2 separate regions of the Homo sapiens genome follow, and region 2 is linked to region 1. Evidence: read pairs that join two places in POLR2A ChIA-PET (ENCODE). Cell type or tissue: A673. All regions are shown on one strand.

Region 1 (8,000 bases):
AAGTAGGAACGCAAAAAATTTATGGGGTGCCGGGTGCGGTGGCTCATGCCTGCAATCCCAGCACTTTGGGAGGCTAAGGTGGGCGGTCACTTGAGGTCAGGAGTATGAGACCAGCCTGGCCAATATGGTGAAACCCCGTCTCTACTAAAAATATAAAAATTAGCCGGGCGTGGTGGCACAAGCCTGTAGTCCCTGCTACTTGGGAGGCTGAGGCACGAGAATCGCTTGAACCCGAAAGGTGGAGGTTGCAGTGAGTCGAGATCATGTCACTGCACGCCAGCCTAGGCATCAGAGTGAGACTCTGTCTCAAAACGAAAAAAAAAAAAGTATGGAGGCGACCCCTGTGGAAGAGAAGGGGAAGGGGCAGAGGCAGAATCAGGCAGGCTAATCCAACAGGGAGTTCTGAGGCAAAAATTTCCCTTAAAGAAGTTCCTCATGGCCAGGCACGGTGGCTCATACCTCTAATCCCAGCACTTTGGGAGGCCAAGGCGAGTGGATCACCTGAGGTCAGGAGTTCAAGACTAGCCTGACCAACATGGAGAAAACCCATCTCTACTAAAAATACAAAATTAGCCAGGCGTGGTGGCGCATGCCTGTAATCCCAGCTACTTGAGAGGCTGAGGCAGGAGAATCACTTGAACCCAGGAGGAGGAGGTTGCAGTGAGCCAAGATCACACCATTGCACTCCAGCCTGGGCAGCAAGAGCGAAACTCTGTCTCAAAAAAAAAAAAAAAAAAAAAGAAGTTCCTCTCATTGGGTAGATATAGCCAGGCCTTGCTCAGTCATTGGCTGGGGACCACCCTGAGAAAAGCACAGGATAAAAACCTGAAGCTGATGCTGAAGACACTAACAGGTGGGGAGTGTCCACTTACCATACTCCTTGCAGCTGAGGGGTGGCTCCTTTCTAGAAGGGGGATCTAACTGACACATCTTCACAACTGCCACAGTTTACCTTGTGTGCCACATGGATCCACTTCATAAAAACACGTGGGAAGCATCTCCTCTAGGGCTCTGGTAGGCCTCTGTTCCCGAGGGAAAACAAAAGAGGGAGGTTATTGGGGCAAACTACAGCCTCCATAGCCACAGCTGATCTCGCAGCCACAACTGGTGCTCCTTTTTCTCTTTTCTTTTTAATTTTTGTTTGTTTGTTTAAGACAGGATCTTGCTCTGTCACCCAGGCTGGAGTGCAGTGGTGCAATCTTGGCTTACTGCAGCATCTACCTCCTGTGCTCAAGCAATCCTCCCACCTCAACATCCTGAGTAGCTTGGGACCATAGGTATGCGCCACCACGCTCAACTAATTTTTTTTTGTAGCGACGGGTGTCTCCTTATGTTGCCCAGACTGGTTCCGAACCCCTGAGTTCAAGCTGTCCTCCTGCCTTGGCTTACCAAGGTGCTAGGACATTTACAAGATACACAAGCAGTAAGGGTGCACCTAGCACAGCAGTGGTCCTCGGAAACCAAAAGTGTTCTCCCCACTGGAGGCCACATACAAGATTCCATCTGTATCTTTTTCCTTCTAGTAAAGCTCTCCTATAGTTAGGCTGGACTGTTTTTTGGTTTTTGTTTGTTTGTTTGTTTGTTTTTTGAGATGGAGTTCCGCTCTTGTTGCCCAGGCTGGAGTGCAATGGCACCATCTCGGCTCACTGCAACCTCTGCCTCCCAGGTTCAAGCGATTCTCCTGCCTCAGCCTCCCGAGTAGCTGGGGTTACAGGTATGTGCCACCATGCCTGGCCAATTTTTTGTATTTTTAGTAGAGACTGGGTGTTTCCATATTGGTAAGGCTGATCTCGAACTCCTGACCTCAGGTTATCCAGCTGCCTCGGCCTCCCAAAGTGCTGGGATTACAGGTATGAGCCACCATGCCTCACCAGGCTGGACTGTTTTATCCACAAACAGAAGATGCCTTTTCAGAAGGAAGATGGATCCTTTTTGTGATGATCCACAAGAACTGAGCCACAGATGGAACTGAATGGCTGTCAGATGGAACCAAGTTCTTCCGTTTGTCAGTGTCAACAATCTGAGAGCCTGAGACTTTTTTTTTCCACAATCACCGGAACCCGGTCAGGATATTTTACTCTGATCTTCGGGAACTGCACGCATCTGTTTTCTAGCGAGTGGTTCTCCTTGAACATCCACTTCAGGGTGGTGGCAGGGAGGGGACATAGCCGGCTCTAGAAACCACAGAGCTCAGCACAACCACCATGACAACAATGGCAGTGGCAACAACACACAGGCCTGTTCTTTACTCTTAAGGGAATGTCCTGACCACAGGATGTGCAGAAACTTTACTGAGGTAGAAAGTACCTAATTTTTTTACGGTTTATCTCGCTCTAGAGTGCATGTGCCTTACCAGCATTTCCAGCATGATAGTATTCTCTTACTAATCCTGGCCTGATCAGCATGATGTCATCAATGTAATGAATGAATCAACATGATATTCTGCAATTTGTCCAGATGGTCCCAATGTCTTCAGGCTATATTATGACAGATGGTCAAAGAATTAACATGGCCCTGGAGCACATTGTTGCTGATCTTCTTTCCTAACTGAGATAGAAGAGAACACATTTGCCAAATCAGTGGCTGCATACTGTGTACCAGAGACTGTATTATCTGTTTTAGGAAAGACACCACATCTGGCCAGGCAGCTGTGATCAGGTCTATTTCTTGGTTGAACGTTAGTCTCCAGGATCTGTCTGGTTTTTGCAAGGACCAGACCAGCAAATTAAACAGAGGTAGGTTAGGGACCAGCATGCCTGCATCTTTAAGAGTGGCCCTAACTTCTGCCATCCCTCTCCAGGATTATACTGGTTTTGATTCACTATCTTGGTGGGAGGGAGGCAGTTTGGGAGGCTTCTACCAGACCTTCCCCATTATCATAGCCCCCACCAACAGGTACAGCCTGTGGGTTACTCTGCCACAGTGTCAATCCCAATGAGATATTTGGGGACCAGGGAAATATTCACCAGGTAGTTTCATAGACCACTGGACTCACTCCTGGGCCAGGGCTTCATTTACTGGCCCCTGTAGGCCCCCCCTCTAACACAGCCCATGATGATGTTTCCAGTCATTGGGTATCTGTGTCAACTTGGACCCTGTCTCCAGAAGTTCCTGGAATGTTGGAGTAAATCCCTCACTCCAGTGAACAGTCACTCATGTCTTCCACAGAAGAACTGGAGAAATCACTATGTATTGCAGGGTTCTTGGTACTGGGATCTGGCCATCTCTTAAAGCAATGGGCACTAGGTCTGAAAACTGATTTAGGTGCAGAAACTGGGCAAGAGAGATCCTTTTGGGTAACTGCCCTCAACCTCCTGCTCATCTACCCTTGCTCTATTTTGATCATGTACATTAAGCAGTGCCTGTTGGCTGCCCAGCTATTTTGCCCCCAGGGATGTTGTTTTCTATTAACCATAACTGTGGACATTGTGACCCTCTGGCTTTTGGTGGTGAAGTGCTACCACCTGGCCTCTGTTGTTCAGGTCTTTTCATCGCCATTGCTATTCGTGAGCCAAATTATGTGACTGCTTCACTGACCATTAACCCTGGCCTGTGGAGGAGAGCCACACTGAACTTCATCACCATGCTAGGGCCCCTGCCATCATCATATTACTAATGCTCTTGGTAAATGTGTGTCCTTTGAGCTTTCCTGGAGAACATACTCCTTATTTTGGCCCCGTGTAATTTATCCATTCCAGCATTCCCACTTCCTGAGCCTTTTACTCCCTTTCTCTTCCCTATACCATGGGAAGCATTTTAATACAGTCTCTGTGAGGGCCATTGCTTTTTTCAGGCTTCTAGGAGTACCCTGGTAGCAAGTTTCATCATCCCCTGGATGCAGCCTCACTCCTTGCATTCAGTAGCAAATTCTTTAAGGGGGATCTGAGCAGTTCGTGTCCTGATCTGCTATGAGTACCCTTTTTGGTATTGTACATTATATCAATTATGGCCAATTATCCTTATTTTCAACTCCCGAGTGGCTAGACAGGAAAAAGAAAGAAATGATGTGAGGAAAGTTGGGAAGCTCTGCACAGTGATCCCTGAGAGCCCTGGCACCACTTTAGGAGACGTGGTAGGTCACTCTGTACATGTTCTTCCTCAGCAAGGGGGGTTTTCCCAAAAGGGACACAAGAAGAAATCTTACTCAGTGGAGTAAATGGAAAGAAGAGGGAGCATGTCTGTCTGGTTCCTTCCTATTTCTCCTTTCCTCAGAGTCAAGTTTCACCCCACAGGGAGTTCACGCTTCCATGTTGCCTCATCCAGCCCTTCAGGAAGCCAGAGTCTGTGCTCCAGTGTGGCATTTCAGCCAACCTAGAAATGAAGGGTGACTTAGCACAGAGAGGTTCAACAAGTGGGGCATGCAGGCCACTGATCTCTGCAAGGGCAGCAGTGCCGGGGTGCTCTGGGATACAGGCAGTGCCTTCGGAAAGAAGGGCAATTGAAGACAGTTGAGAAGGTGAACAAAGTTTACATCTAACAAATTTTAAAGTTTTATTATTTTTATTTTTATATTCTTGGGGTCTCACTATTTTGCCCAGGCTGGAGTGCAGCAGCTATTTGCAGGCTGAATCCCACTACTGATCAGTACTGGAGTTTTATTTTATTTAATTAACTTATTTATTTTGAGACAGAGTCTTGCTCTATTGCTCAGGCTGGAGTGCAGTGTTGCGATCTCGGCTCACTGCAGTCTCGACCTCCCAGGCTCAATCGATCCTGCCACCTCAGCCTCTGGAGTAGCTGGGACTACCTGTAGGTGCGTGCCACCACGCCCAGGTAATCTTTTATTTTTTGTAGATACCAGTTATCCTATGTTGCCCAGGCTGGTCTCCAACTCCTGGGCTCAAGCAATCCTCCCACCTCAGCCTCCCTAAGTGCTGAGATTACAGGTGTGAGTCACTGTGCCCAGCCAACCTGGACTATTCTAAATTTTAACAGTGCCTAAGAGAATCATGCTTAATTAAAAACTAGCTGGACGTGGTGGCTTACGCCTGTAATCCCAGCACTTTGGGAGGCCGAGATGGGCGGATCCCTTGATTCCAGGAGTTCAAGTCCAACCTGGGCAGCACGAAGAAACCCTCATCTCTACCAAAAATACAAAAATTAGCCAGGCATTGTGGTGTATACCTGTAGTCCCAGCTGCTTGGGAGGATGAGGCAGGAGGATTGCTGGAGCCTGGGAGGTGGAGGTTGCAAAAAAATAATGACTTTTAGTGTTACTGCAGATGCAACGCATGTTCACTGTAGACCAATTTAAAACTATAGATAAACCAAAACAACAAACTTTTTCTTTTTTTTAAGAGACGGAGTCTCGCTCTGTTGCCCAGGCTGGAGTGCAGTGGTGCAATCTCGGCTCGCTGCAACCTCAGCCTCCCAGGTTCTAGCAACTCCTGCCTCAGCCTCTTGAGTAGCTGGGACTACAGGCGCACACCACCACACCCATCTAATTTTTTGTATTTTAGTAGAGACGGGGTTTCACCTTGTTATCCACTGTGGTCTCAAACTCCTGAGCTCAGACAATCCGCCCGCCTCGCCTCCCAAAGCGCTAGGATTACAGGGGTGAGCCACCACACCCGGCCAAGAAACTTTAAATACTACCTAGAGACAATCCCTTTTAAAACTTTAGTGTATGTCTTTTTATACCATTTTCTAGGCTTCTAGGCTCATTTGCAAAAATGAGATACCACTGTAAATACTTAATCTGTAAATTATCTTTTTCAGGAGTCTCTCTGAGTCTTCTGGCTCAGGGAGCTGTCCTATAACATAAATAAGTAAATTTTTTTTTACAATGGTTGTTGAAGATACTAATAAATATTCAGGGCTGGGCACAGTGGTTTATAGCTGTAATCCCACCACTTCGGGAGGTCAAGGTGGGAGGATTGCTTTAGCCCAGGAGTTTGAGACCAGCCTGGGGAACATAATGAGACCCATCTGTAAAAAAAGAAAATTAAATTCACCTTTAGTATTATCTTATTAAAATTCCATTGTGCATTTACACAATCATTTACCTTATCAGTCCCTTCAGAAGAACATTTAAGTTGTTATCACTTACATCCTTGCAGCTAAATCTTTGAGTACATCCTAATACCTGTCTGTTTTTAATGACCTATCTAAGGAATCCTTTGAAACCTATACACTTAACCACTGTGTTAGCTAAGAGCCTCCAAAAAGGCTGGGTGTGGCGGCTCATGCCTATAATCCCAGCACTTTGGGAGTCCGAGGCGAGTGAATCACTTGAGGTCAGGAGTTCGAGACCAGCCGGGCCAACATGGTGAAACCCCGTCTCTACAAAAAATGCAAAAATTAGTTGGGCATGGTGGCTCACTCCTGTAGTCCTGGCTACTCAGGAGGATAAGTGGAAGGATGGCTTAAGCTCAGGAGGTAGAGATTGCAATGAGCCAAGATTGTGCCACTGCACTACAACCTGGGCAACAGAGCCAGACCCTGTCTCAAAAAAAAAAAAAAAATCCTCCAAGAAGCAGTCACAAAAATGGGATCAGATGTGCAAGAGATTTTGGTAGGGGAAATGCCTATGGAGGAAAATGAGAAGGAAGCTGGAGCAAGAACAGAGCAAGGATGATCCAGGTCAGACCCATATGAAGGAGAGGGAGAGGAAAGGAAATTTCAGTAAGAAGCATGTTAAGAGTAGAGTCCATCTAAGAAAGTTTTCACTAGGCCAATGGGGAATCCTCAAGGCAAAGTTACCTGAATTTTGAGTCTCACAGAAGCAGGCCTGCCTGTCTTCCTGCCACACTCAGTCATTGGCTGAGAGCAGCCTAGGGGAGTGTGGTGGATTCCAAATGCAGCAGTCAGGGCCCTCAGTCTGTCATGCTGGGAGATCTGAAAGGAACGTTCTCATGGCTGCCACGAACACCATCTGTGCTTTAAAAAGATTTGGTACTACTCATTCACTGATTCATGACACATTGAGAACACAAATATGAATAGGGATGTGGTGTTTACATTCTAGTAATTCACTTCAGTTTGAGTGGATTATTACAAATAGTTTTTTCAGAAGTAGACTTTCAGAATCTCCTAAGCAGATTTTCAGAGTGTGGCTTCATTATGTTGTTTGAAATAATTTTTCAAATTCCAAGCTAAATAATAAATGGAGTTTGAGTTCTTCCTCACTTTGTAGTACTCCTTTCTCTATTCATCTTACCTAATGTAAAAAATCTGAATATAACTTAATAAAGTTTAGAACTGAAAGCACCTGTGCAAAATTATGACAGAGAACTCTGACATAGTTGACTCCATCTTGCTTCTGACCTCCAAGCTGTCCTTGGTCATTCTTGTGCATAGGCCAAGCTAACGTTGGGAGAAATTTGTAGTTTAACTTGAAAGCAAGGATGATAAACAGTCTCTCCCTCCCTCCTTGCTCAGGGACTGACAACTGCCTTTGTAAGACTAATGAAAGGCCGAAAGATTAGGATTATGGGAGGGGTCTGAACTCTGATAAAATGTAGTATAGTTTGTATAATCCCTTACTGCTCAGGATTCATGTGGCCAGAGGTCACAAGGTAGGTATAGTCTCTACAGTCTCTTACAGCTCAGGAGTCATGCGGTCAGAGGTCACAAGATTTGTGACTTCCCCAATTGCTCCTATAGATAACATCACTATTGTAGAACCTAAAATGGGTTTTTTGAGAGATTTTTCAGACTTGATCCCACCTGGCCTGGTGACTCAACTGGTTCTATGGCCCCATCCAGAGGCAGACTCAGCACAAGGACCATTTTCCAAACGCCTATGATTTCCATCCCCAACCAATCAGCAGCACCGATTCCCTAGCCCCGTCACCAAATTGTCCATAAAAACTCTAACCTGAAAGCCTTTGGGGAGACTGATTTGAGTGATAACCCCAGTTCTCCCATGTGGTTGGTCTCATGTCAATTAAACTCTTGCTCTACTGCAGTGAATTCATTTTATCTGTGCAGTGGGCAAGAAGAACCCATCTGGCAATTACAGAACCTAGAACAATAACAGCATTTCTAAAAAGTGTTTTC
Region 2 (8,000 bases), 340 kb before region 1:
GAACATCTCCCTCTCTGCACCTAAACTACATTGGTTTAAAGTTTATGTAATAAGCCTTACCTTTGTTTAAGATGATTTTTCAGCCAGGCATGGTGGCTCACACCTGTAATCCCTGCACTTTGGGAGGCTGAGGTGGGAGGATCACCTGAGGTGGGGAGTTTGAGACCAGCCTGACCAAAGTGGAGAAACCCCGTCTCTACTAAAAATACAAAATAAGCCCAGCATGGTGGCGCATGCCTGTAATCCCAGCTACCCGGGAGGCTGAGGCAGGAGAATCGCTTGAATCCGGGAGGCGGAGGTTGTGGTGAGCCGAGATGGCACCATTGCACTCCAGCCTGGGCAACAAGAGGGAAACTCAGTCTCAAAAAAAAAAAGAAAGATCTGTACGTATATACGTTTATATTACGCGTATGGGATATTTCACTACCAAAATATACAAAAGAGCTCCAATTAATTGGATCTAAAAAAAAAAGTAAGCACTTGGCCGGGCATGGTGGCTCACGCCTGTAATCTCAGCACTTCGGAAGGTCGAGGCGGGCGGATCACGAGGTCAGGAGATTGAGACCAGCTTGGCCAATATGGTGAAACCCCATCTCTACTAAAAATACATAAAAAATTAGCCAGGCATGGTGATGCACGCCTGAATCCCAGCTACTCAGGAGGCTGAGGCAGAAGAATCTCTGGAACCCGGGAGGCGGAGATTGCAGCGAGCCGAGATCGTGCCACTGCACTCCAGCCTGGGTGACAGAGGGAGACTCCGTCTCAAAAAAAAAAAAAAAAAAAAAAAGTAAGCACTTAAATACTTTATCAGAAAAATAGAAACTAACTAAAATGTTCAGTTCATATGACTTGAGTAAATCTTTAGTAAAGAAGAACCACTTTAATATTATTGGTTTAATGAAAACAGCTATGTCTTCGGATCAGCAAAATACCCATGTATTTACCTTTAGGGTTTTTGCTTAGGTGGCAGCTGCCTAACATTTGCAGGCTGTAAAAATGATTAACACGGAAATAACATGAGATGATGGCTAGCTTTGTTTAATGAACAATTCAAGCATAATTGTTAAAAGTGAGTAAGTTAAATGAATAGAAACAAAAGTTTATCAGTGTACTCATTTGTATAGTGGTGAGTTTTTGAAAAATTTATAAATGAACTTTTCAAAAATCTTTTTCAGTAACTTGACTTTTTTTTTTTTTTAAGGTGGAATCTTGCTCTGTCACCCAGGCTGGAGTGCAGTGGAGCGATCTTAGCTCACTGCAACCTCTGCCTCCCAGGTTCAAGAGATTCTCCCGCCTCAGCCTCCCAAGTAGCTGGGATTACATTACAGGTATGCACCACCACACCTGGCTAATTTTTGTACTTTTAGTAGAGACGGGGTTTCACCATGTTAGCCAGGCTGGTCTTGATCCCCTGACCTCAAGTGATCCACCCACCTCAGCCTCTCAAAGTGCCGGGATTACAGGCATGAGCCACTGTGCCCAGCTTCAGTAAATTAATATTAAAGTCATGTTATAATTAAGTAGTAGATGTTCATGAAATGTCTGAGTCATCTCTAAGTAAAAATACTAAAACATTAATCATTAAATATAAGTTTAAATCTATATACTTTGATATCTTATTTTTATATGGTATAGAAAAGCTAAATATATTTAGACCTGTTAATAAACAAAAATAAATTGAGATATCTTTCTAAAAATTATAAAATGGTTTTCATCCATCTATCAGTAATGATATAAAACAGTTCAAAATTACTTCCTAAGTTTTCCACCAGAAATTCAGTTTGCTAAAAGTTAAAAATAGTAGTTCATATATGCAATTGAAACTACTAGATGTAAGAGAAACAATTCTGTATACAGAGTGAGTAAGAAAAATAGGATGTGTTTTTGGTAAAGAAGGTTATAAAGAAGATATGAAAGTGAGGTTTCTGTTAAGGGAAAACTAATTTTGTCTAGAGGCTTTTAAAGGGTGTTTTAAGTTGAAAGGACAAAAGAAAGAATGATGGATAAAACTACATGAACACAGAAACTTAAAGAAAGAGAAAGTGAAAAATTCTAAGTAAGTGGTTATGAGAAGTTTATAGAAATCTTATCTTGGTTTTTTTATTTAAAAAAATTATTTTGGTGGAGATGAGGTCTCACTATGTTGCCCAGGTTGCTCTCGAACTCCTGGGGTCAAGCAATCCTCCCACAGCAGTCTCCCAAAGTGCTGGGATTACAGGCATTAGCCACTATGCTCAGCCAGAAATACTATTTTGTGTGGTCAAAGATGATTGAGATTGGATGGATTAGCATTTCCATTGTGCAAATCACTCAGTCTTCCAGACTGGTAGAATGAATACACGGAATAGTGAAAAGTCAGTTGAAAGCTTAAAGAAAAATTTAACTTTCCCTGGCCTAAGGATCTTCCATTTGCTTAACTTACATTCTACCCTGTTTGGAAAACATCAGCTTTCTGCCTTTGAAATGGGAATGGGACTACCCGTGCACCTGGATAAAGGAGCCTATGAACTAGCTCTCCTTAAAAGTTGTAAACTAGGCCAGACATGGTGGCTTACGCCTGTAATCTCAGCACTTTGGGAGGCCGAGCGGGTGGATCATGAGGTCAGGAGTTCGAAACGAGCCTGGCCAACATGGTGAAACCCTGTCTCTACTAAAAGTACAAAATTTAGGTGTGGTGGAATGCAACTGCAATCCCAGCTCCTTGGGAGGCTGAGGCAGGAGAATTGCTTGAACCCGGGAGGAGGAGGAGGTTGCAGTGAGCCAAAATCGTGCCACTGCACTCCATTCTGGGAGACAGAGCAAGACTCCATCTCAAAAAAAAAAAAAAAGAGTTGGGCCAGGCACGGTGGCTCACGCCTGTAATCTTATCACTTTGGGAGGCTGAGGTGGGTGGATCATGAGGTCAAGCATTCAAGACCAGCCTGGTCAAGAAGATGAAACCCTGTCTCTACTAAAAATACAAAAATTAGCTGGGCATGGTGGCAGGCACCTGTAATCCCTGCTACTTGGGAGGCTGAGGCAGAGAATTGCCTGAACCTGGGAGGCGGAGGTTGCAGTGACCCGAGATCGCACCACTGCACTCCGACAGGGCGAGACTCCATCTCAAAAACAAAACAAAACAAACAAAAAAAACAGTTGTAAACTAAAAATCCAAAGTCCCTTACCAACTGAATGGACCCCCTCTTGTCCAAGGGGACCCCAGAGAAACCTTAACAACTGAACTCCCAAGGGCTGGGCGTGGTGGCTCACGCCTGCAATCCCAGCACTTTGGGAGGTCAAGGCAGGCGGATCACAAGGTCAGGAGATCAAGACCATCCCCGTCTCTGCTAAAAATACAAAAAAATTAGCCGGGCGTGGTGGCAGGCGCCTGTAGTCCCAGCTACTCAGGAGGCTGAGGCAGGAGAATAGCATCAACCTGGGAGGCGGAGCTTGCAGTGAGCTGAGATCACGCCACTGCACTCCAGCCTGGGCGACAGAGTGAGACTCGGTCAGAAAAAAAAAAAAAAATGAACTCCCAGTCAAAACAGGAAGAGAGGTCAAGCACGCCTCATTATATTCCCTCCCTTTTGGAGTTTAGGCACAACAATTGACCAGCATTAATGTTAAAATAGAGATTATAAGACTGAAAAAACAGACTCTTTGTGGCAATAAGATATCAAATTATAAACAAGACCTAAGACTATGGAAGGAAAGGGTTAAGTCATGTCTGCAAGCCATCCATCTTGCTACATAGCATGCTTAACTTAAAACGTGCCTTTCTGGCCGAGTGTGGTGGCTCACACCTGTAATCCTAGCCCTTTGGGAGGTTGAGGTGGGCAGATCACCTGAGGTCAGGAGTTCGAGACCAGCCTGACCAACATGGTGAAACCCCATCTCTACTTAAAAGACAAAATTAGCAGGGCGTGGTGGTGCATGCCTGTAATCCCAGCTACTCGGGAGGCTGAGGCAGGAGAATCACTTGAACCCACGAGGCAGAGGTTGCAGTGAGCCAAGATTGTGCCATTGCACTCCAGCCTGGGTGAGAGAGCAAAAATCTGTCTCAAAAAAAAAAAATCCCTTTGTGTTGACTTCAAGTTTTAGACAGAGCCCTACTCTTTTGGTCAACTGCAAATTAAAGAATCTCTGAATCCACCCTTAACCTGTAAGCCCCTGCTTTAGATATCCCACCTTTTCTTTTCTTTTCTTTTTTTTTTTTTTTTGAGATGGAGTCTCGCTCTGTTGCCAGGATGGAGCACAGTGACATGATCTTGGCTCACTGCAAACTCTGCCTGCCGAGTTCAAGCGATTCTCATGCCTCAGCCTCCCGAGTAGCGGGGACAACAGGCGTGAGCCACCACACCCAGCTAATTTTTGCATTTTTAGTAGAGATGGGGTTTCACCATGTTGGCCAGGATGGTCTCCATCTCCTGACCTCGTGATCCTCCTGCCTCAGCCTCCCAAAGTGCTGGGACTACAGGCGTGAGCCACTGCACTGGCCTAGATATCCCACCTTTTCATACAGAACCATGTATACCTTCCATGTATTGATTTATGTCTTCACCTATAACTCCTGCCTCCCTGAAATACATAAAACCAAACAGTAATCCAGGCTTTGGTACAAGTTCTCAGGATTCCTGAGGTTGTGTTTTCCTGGGCCATGTTCACTCATGTTAGCTCAGAATAAAACTCTTGAAAATATTTTACAGAGCTTGGTTTTTCCATTAACAAGGTGGTATTCTTCATTATTGCAAGGCCTGATAAGTTTCTCACTGAAAATTCTAAATTAATTAAGGATTATTTTAACAGCAAGCTCCCAGCGGGAGACAAAAACATCAAAGATCATGGACTCCAACCTGAAGATTTTGTTTAATGGAAAATGCCAAAAGAAAGAAAGAAAGAGAGAGAGAGAGAAAGAAAGAAAGAGAAAGGAAGGAAGGAAGGAAGAAGGGAGGGAGGGAAGGAAGGAAGGAAGGAAGGAAGGAAAGAAGGAAGAAAAGAAAATGCTATCAAATAAAGGACTTGTTCCAACAACTACATTAGAAGGGACACTATTAGGCAGCCCTGCCTGAGTGGACATCTTCCTCAGTGGAGATCTCCAATACTTTGTTCTTTAGACCAGGACAAGAAATAGGTTACAATATTCATTTGGTTATCTTCAGGAATAGGAATACTTTTCATATTTGTATTTCAAGATGTTTTGTTGATAACTGTCCTTATTTGTGTCATATTTTAAATGCCTGAATTAATTATGCTTTGTATTTCTAGATGTCTAAAGTTTACCACAAAAGTTTATAACAAAAAAACTAATCATGATAGCTAGATGCTTAGAAATGAGCTAACATGCCTCAACTCCAGTGTAAGTAAACGGCCCGACTAAGATCCTATTACTCTGACCCTTTATTGTTCAATTCAGTCCCTGAATTGTTGCCAACTGATTCAGCCTTGGAACTTCTTAAGCCGTAGTACTTCTGCTCTTTCCCTCTGACATGGGACAAGATTATCTGGGAATGAGTCTTCCCAGCAACATGGGACAAACTTAAATCTAAAATATTGATCATTAGTGCTTTCAGAAGAGAACCATTCTGATCAAAAGGAGGAAATGAGAAAAATAGCTCAGAGCAGCCTAAGATATGTGAAGTATGCAAAATTCATCAGGCCTGGAGAGACAGGAGTATGGGATTTCGGTCACATCTCACAGCACCCATTCCCAGGGGCAATTCTTTTTTTTTTTTTTGAGATGGTATCTTGCTCTGTCCCCAGGCTGGAGTGCAGTGGCGCAGTCTCAGCTCACTGCAACCTCCACTCCTGGGTTCAAGCGATTCTCTTGCCTCAGCCTCCCAAGTAGCTGGGATTACAGGTGTGCAGCACCACGCCGGGTTAATTTTTGTATTTTTAGTAGCCAGGGGCAATTATTTAAAAGCATTTTATTTCTGACAGCTGCCTTACCCGCTATCTTCATGTTCCTGGAATTTGTGATACAAAGAACAATGTATAGCCAACCAATAGCTTGTTATTGTAACATAAATTCTTGATAAACAACTTAGGAACTGCCTCTTCTTTTTCCTTTAAAAACCCATTTGTGGCCAGGTGCGGTGGCTCACACCTGTAATCCCAGCACTTTGGGAAGCTGAGGTGGGTGGATCACCTGAGGCCAGGAGTTCGAGACCAGCCTGGGCAACATAGTGAAACCCTGTCTCTACTAAAAATACAAAAATTAGCCAGGCACACACCTGTAATCCCAGCTACTTGGGAAGCTGAGGCACAAGCATCGCTTGAACCCGGGAGGCGGAGGCTGCAGTGTGCCGATATCATGCCACTGCACTCCAGCCCGGATGACAAGACAACAGCGAAACTCTGTCTCAAAAAAAAAAAAAAAAAAAAAGAAAGAAAGAAAAACCATTAGTAACTACTGCTAATAGGAGCATATATTCAGAGCAACTTGAATCTATGCTCCTGGGTTGCAGTCCTCAAACTAGGGCCAAATAAACTTTCTACTTATATTAATTTTGCCTCAGTTTTTTCCTTTAGGGTCACACTATTTACTCATTTCATGTGATTTTATTCACAACCAAGAGTATATATCTCTTCCCTTTCCAAAAATAAAATGACTGAGGCCAAAAATATCAAATGCAGCAAGAAAAATAAAATGTTCTGGTGATTTCCACATTATGAAACATGCAAAAATCTTGTATGATATATATGATTTTATTAGTTAAAATTAGGCAATGGGTCATCCCTGGCATGTGTGTAATGGGAAGTAGAAAATAATTCCCCAAAATATGGCACTTTGGCATGCTGAGTGCTTTTAAAAATTAAAAGACCTGGCCAGGCACGGCAGCTCATGCCTGTAATCCCAGCATTTTGGGAGGCCGAGGAGGGCGGATCACCTGAAGTCAGGAGTTTGAGAGCAGCCTGGCCAACATGGCGAAACCCCGTCTCTACTAAAAATACAAAAATTAGCCGGGTGAGGTAGCGCCTGCCTGTAATCCCAGCTACTCAGGAGGCTGAGGCAGTAGAATCACCTGAACCCAGGAGGTGGAGGTTGCAGTGAGCCGAGATCATGCTGCTGCACTCCATCCAGCCTGGGTGAGAGAGAGAGATTTCATCTCAAAAAAAAAAAAAAAGAAAAAAAAGAAAGAAAAGAAAAGAAAAAGGCCTTGGAAATAAGGCTCAGAATCAAAGTCCTCCTAATCTTGTCTTGTTTTTTTCCCACTCCAAGGTCAGGGAGGAACTCTGAAATTTCCTAACCTGACCAAGAAAGCATCTTACCAAAGAAACAATTGCCTTTTACTCCTTTCTAAAGTCTTATCTACTTTGAAAAAGAAGACTGAGGTATGCAACCACACCAGGATGGACTTTTTTTTGAGACAGAGTCTCGCTCTGTCACCCAGGCAGGAGTACAGTGGCACACTCTCGGCTCACTGCAACCTCCGACTCCCAGGTTCAAGCAATTCTCCTGCCTCAGCCTCCCAAGTTGCTGGGATTACAGGTGCCTGCCACCATGCCTGGCTAATTTTTGGAATTTTTAGTACAGATGGGGTTTCACCATGTTGGCCAGGCTGGTCTCGAACTCCTCACCTTAGGTGATCCACCCACCTTGGCCTCCCAAAGTGCTGAGATTACAGGCGTGAGCCACCTCGCCTGGACTTTTTCTTTTTTCTTTTTTCTTTTTTTTTAGAAGCTAATGCCTGCCTCTCAGCCTCCTTCAAATTCCAAAGAAAATAATTTACAAGTTAATTTCAGTCTCCTGGGTCCGTTTATTCTTCCTAATAATCATTTACTGCCCTTCAAAAAAATTGTCTACACTTTCCATTTCCTTCTTCCCCTATCAAGAACAGGCATAGGCTGGGTGCGGTGGCTCACACCTGTAATCCCAGAACTTTGGGAGGCCGAGGTGGGTGGATCATGAGGTCAGGAGATCGAGACCATCCTGGATAACAGGTGAATCCCTGTCTCTACTGAAAATACAAAAAATTAGCTGGGCATTGTGGCACATGCCTGTAGTGCCAGCTACTCAGGAG

Evidence for each region. ChIA-PET counts read pairs that join two places held together with the same protein. Peaks named below come from ENCODE experiments on the same cell type or tissue, not always from the same donor. Only the 100,000 strongest peaks of a DNase experiment are listed, where the experiment ranks them.
Region 2: POLR2A ChIA-PET joins it to region 1 with 14 read pairs; 3 of 35 experiments call an interaction of 5 or more read pairs at or near these places.

Annotation. Positions count from the first base shown.
Region 1 is chr5:79,224,047-79,232,046 of GRCh38, reverse strand. The region is part of intron 1 of LOC124901011 (a long non-coding RNA gene); the gene reads left to right. Among named protein-coding and RNA genes, the nearest start is that of JMY, 8.1 kb to the left of the region's middle. RefSeq lists an enhancer at 2,271-2,350. In A673, no CTCF peak of the experiment used is centred here; no DNase peak of the experiment used is centred here.
Region 2 is chr5:79,565,768-79,573,767 of GRCh38, reverse strand. The region is part of intron 1 of LOC105379047 (a long non-coding RNA gene); the gene reads right to left. Among named protein-coding and RNA genes, the nearest start is that of TENT2, 43 kb to the left of the region's middle. In A673, no CTCF peak of the experiment used is centred here; DNase peaks (open chromatin) are centred at 4,787 and 5,397; H3K27ac peaks cover 1,618 bases; H3K27me3 peaks cover 3,667 bases.